Linked DNA regions of Mus musculus: region 2 is linked to region 1. Evidence: chromatin loops called from intact Hi-C (ENCODE). Cell type or tissue: heart. All regions are shown on one strand. Region 1 has its middle 150 kb from the start of Gm35948. Region 2 has its middle 4.8 kb from the start of Gm40031.

What was found. Peaks named below come from ENCODE experiments on the same cell type or tissue, not always from the same donor. Only the 100,000 strongest peaks of a DNase experiment are listed, where the experiment ranks them.
Region 2: a loop joins it to region 1, with 5 times the contacts of the local background. A loop is called at or near these places in 10 of 42 quality-filtered maps.

The regions. Positions count from the first base shown.
Region 1 is chr2:179,192,636-179,195,135 of GRCm38, reverse strand. No RefSeq gene overlaps it. Among named protein-coding and RNA genes, the nearest start is that of Gm35948, 150 kb to the right of the region's middle. In heart, a CTCF peak has its summit at 1,128 (motif pointing right); a DNase peak (open chromatin) is centred at 1,145.
Region 2 is chr2:178,628,706-178,631,205 of GRCm38, reverse strand. No RefSeq gene overlaps it. Among named protein-coding and RNA genes, the nearest start is that of Gm40031, 4.8 kb to the left of the region's middle. In heart, a CTCF peak has its summit at 1,258 (motif pointing left); no DNase peak of the experiment used is centred here.

The DNA of each region.
Region 1 (2,500 bases):
CATACATATATGTATGTACACATTCATATCTACATATACATTCATATACATACACATTCACATATGCATACATGTTTATATGTATGTACACATTCACTTATACATACACATTCATATGTATGAACATATTTATATATACATACACGGTCCTATCTACATATGCTTTCATATGTATATATACATTTTTATATATGTTAATATCTACATGCACATTCATATATACATGTTTATATGTGTATTCACATTCATATATACATATACATTCACATATACATACATATTTATATGAATACTCACATTTATATGTATATATACATTACTACATATATAAACATTCACTTATACATACATGTTCATATGTATATTCACATTCACATATACATATGCACATGTCCGTGATCACTGACTTATCCTCTTTGGATCCTCTCTCTGTGCACACTCGTGTCCCTGGCTGATCATTTCATGTCTTCCAAATTCTGTTCAATCATCCTCCATCCACCCGCTTCCTGCCCACTGGGATCCAACTCTATCATGGTCTTTTCTCACTACCCATTGATAGCCTATGTCATCCAGGTGCTCCCTGCACGGACCACCTTTAGCACCAGAATATTGGCTGTCATTTTGGTTGGGCTTCTTTGAAAAGGCTCATCTAGACTGTAACTTCCCTTCACTCTGAGCAGGAGGGAATTTGGCTGCACCACTGTCCATCCCAATCCTGAACTGAAGGCCTGAGTGGCTGTGTCAAAGCCACAGACTGGACAAATTCTCTGAACCATACTTACACAGTCACTTTGTCTTTGACAATGAAAACTGAGAGTGAGCCAGATGTGGTGGCACACAACTTTGATCCCAGCATTTGGAAGGCAGAGGCCGGGAGATTTCTGTGAGTTCGAAGCCAGCTTGGACTTTATAGCAAATTCCAGGCCAGCCAAAGGTTCACAGTGAGATCCTGTCTAGAAACAGAACACAACAGAGCAAAACAAAAAATAACAGACCTGGGACCAAGAAGCTGGGGCCAGAAGTGGTGCACAGAGAGCAGGTTAGAGCTGGCCTAGAGTGGTAGGAAGACCACTAACCTAACACCATGGTCAGCAGGATAAGGCACAACTCAGGCAAGTGGGTGAATGGAGCTGCCACTAGAGGGCAGCATTCAGAGGTGTTGCTGGATCCCACTGAAGTGGTTAGCTCGTCCCTGGCACTTGACAGGGTGTCTGGTTAAGCACCCTGGACAGCACCCTGGTCAGCTCCCGGGTGGGTCAGCACCCGGGACAGCATGGGGGCAGCTGTGCAAGAACTTTCTGACCCTAAATGAACGGTGGTCACAGAATGGCCAAGAAATAAACATAATCTACCAGAAACTCTCAGCTCAGCCTGTCATGGTGATAACGCTCCACTGACCCAGCCTTATAGGACGCCTCTGTCTGCAGTGGGAGGTCCACCTCCTGCAAAGCTGTAGACTGTGTATACTTAGACAGGGGGAGTGCTTAATGGAGAACGCGGCCTCCAAAGAGGGAGGCGTGGACTTATCTCCCAGCTCTACAAAAGAGACCTCCAGTGCTTATGGCCCACTGGCTTGTAGGAAGAACCATTAGGGATGCCCATGAGAATCAGCACCATGCATGCCTTGAAGAGCCCCTAACAGGTGACCTAGAACAGCCAGAAGGAAGCCATAAGCCCTTTTAACCACTCAGCCCATCATATCACAGCAACAGCCTCTACCATACTTCTTGGGTAATGCTCTAAAGGGAAATGCCACTTTGATCCACCGAACGCATCTAGACACCCCACTGTGGTTTCCTAGCCTGTCTCATGGAACTCTGTGCAGTCCCATGTAGGAGGCTGCAGGTTGGGCTGCCCTGACTGCCAAGCCTTGGAGCTAATGCACACCGTTGTCACACAGCGTGCCCTTCCTGGGGCTTTGTCCATCTTGCTGACAGAAGGCTGGCAGCTGCCTGTGGAGAGGCCCCCCTTACAGGCGCTTACATCAGCCATTCTTCTGCCTTCTCCACTGTCCACACAGTGAGAGGCTGCCTTCTACACAGCTGGGTCTCTCCATCACTGCTGGTTTAGCACTGGGTGGGGTGGGGCAGGGTGGAGCACTGTTTCCAGGAATAGGCTGTGTTGTCTTAGGAAATGCAAACTGTACCTTGTACCTGTAGTGACCACACAGGGCTCATTTACCTTTAAATATGTAAATATGTCACTGCCTCTTTGCCGGCATGGCTGCAAGGCCTGTGTCTCTCCGGTCTGACTGTTGAGAATTGAGCAGTTTTGACAAAGCCGTTGAGAAAACAGCAAGAAGAGAAGGGAGAGAGGGAATAGTGTGGAAGCAGGGAGAGAGAGAGAGAGAGAGAGAGAGAGAGAGAGAGAGAGAGAGAGAGAGAGAGAGAGAGAGAGAGAGAAGACTGAGCAGGCAGCAAAAGGGCAAGGAGAGGAAGGGGAAAGAGGCAAAAATGAAAGAGGCTGAAAGGGGGGCTAAGAGGGGAAGGGGGAGGATGCA
Region 2 (2,500 bases), 560 kb after region 1:
TGGAGGAGCCTGCTTCAGGCCTCCCATCTCACATGGCTGCCCTGCTCAGCACCTGTTAGCCACATCAGCTCTGCCAACACAGCCCTGCACCCTCCAAAGTCCATCTAACTTTCTGTAGTTTCCTTTGGGGACGCATGAAGCCATCTATGTGTTTTTACGGTTCTCAGAGCTCACTCTGCTTGTCTGTGTGAACGCTGCTTAGCAGCCCCATTCCGATGGAACCGAGACTCACACAGGAAAACTCAACTTTCACTAATGTGGACAAGCATTGCTCTACCACAGCGCACAACAGCAGCCTCGAGGGCCTGGAGCTGGGAACCGGAGCCAGGTAGACGGGAAAGGTCATGATCACGTGTTCAGAGCACTGAAAACTGAGTAGCTCAGAGTGTGTTCTGCAGCTGAGTTCTGTTCTCAATTATTCACGATCTTGACTGGGATTCAAGGTCACTGTATCTCCGCATCTTTCATTCTGAGAGGACCACGTGGTGCTGTCCACTCCCAATAGGCTGCCACGAGTACAAAGCTGTGCAGAGACAGGCCAGCTGCAACAGGCAGGGTTTGCAGTATACATACATCCCTGACAGATGGACCCGAGCTCAGCCGGGCTGGGCTGTGGATCCTGAGCATAACTGAAAGTTCCTTCCTGCAGAAGAGAGAAAGGTCCCAGGCTGGACCCAAATCCCAGCGCCGGGCACATCTGAATCATTTCCATGGACACAATCCAGAAGGCCTGATGGTCAGCCATGCCCACTCCTTCCTGCCCACAGTGTCTACCTGCAAGAAGCAACCACCAACAGCCCTGGGCTCTACAAAGCTGTGAGACACCCCCCCCCCCCCCCCACACACACACACACTCGCTCTCTGATGAGGGAACAGGGCATTTGCATGTGTTTTTGTTTAGAAGAGGACAAGAATGAAGAACTTGAAAACTGAAGCCTAACTGGCTGGTCTCCCTTGAACCGCTCTGGCTGGATGCACACCCTCGGAAGTTCTCAAAGACTTATTTTCAAAGGGCTTATTTCTGAAGATTTCAAAAACGATGGTCAAATATAATCTTCTCTTTTTTCTTTCTGAAGAATAGCACATCTCAAAGTTATCTGAGTTTTACAGCCTGGAAGTTGTGAAGAATAGATCCTGGCCTGCTAGGCCCAAACAACAAAAGCAGGCAGCCCACCTGTATGCAGTGTAATCTCTTTTTGTTTTGTAATTACGGCCATCCCTGGGCCTGAGTAATGGAGAGCAAGGCAACAGCGCCATCTGTAGGTGGAGAGTGGCAGCGCAGACAGGACTCTGCCAACAGTGGCTCCGGTGTGCACGCCTTCCACACACTTGCACTCAGAACACACACACACTGACACATCACACACATGTGCACGAAAGGACACCACATCCACCACATACACATATCACAAATATACACGTTTACATGTCAGTGTACACACCAACAAACATCCACATATCTACATGTATGCATAACACATACACAGCACAGACCTATACACAAACACACTTCGCACATATTCATATAAATGCACACAAATTCACTATACACGCCATCCCACATACCCCATGATTCACACATGCAGATACGCACATGCACAATGATATCACACACATGTGCACACATACACACACCACATGCACACACCACACACCAAGCCCATACCATACCACACACAAAGAAACCACATATGTCTACCACTCATGTACCAACTTTATACATACAAAACCACCACACACACATCAAGGACACACCTTCTGCACACCCCATACACTACATAAGCACACACATACACACCACACATGTACACGCACACATGCACACACACACACACACACACACACACACATACACACCGCACTTCGGGAAGAGCTGAGTGCAGAGTTCTGTTATCTGAAGAGTAAATAAGTGGCCGTGATTACACTGGAGTGGGTTTGCTACATCTGTGAAGTTTCTAATTTTCTGTTCTCTTTTATCTGTAATTATTCCCATGTTAGGGCCTCCCCCTGTATAAATATTACTCATATGCAACACAAAAGACTAAGGGACACTCACTGCTATAACTGTTTAGTAGGGAAACATGTAAACCATCTTTGTGCTTATTAATGGAGCCTGGTTAAATTGATAGAGGCCTCTGAGGCAGTGAGGCTTGTGAAAACCTCACAGCTAGGAGGGCGCCAGGCAGAGGAGGGAGCAGGGGCATTGCCACTTAGAAGCTGAGGCTGCAAATGCAGCCTGGACAGTCTGACGTGGCTTGCACCGCTTTTGTACGATGAGTGCTCATGTAATCCTGAGCTCGTGGCATATTTGATAGAATATTTGATATTTGATGTCACATTTGACAGAATGTGCTGCAATCTGTGACATTCCAGTGACCATCCCATTATCCTCCCAGGTCTCCGCAAGACAGATTTCCTAATCCTTAAGTGTTGATGAATCGGTGTTATTTTGGCTGAGTGCAAGATTAGTTATGCAAACAGCTTCCCTGGAACTGTGAAG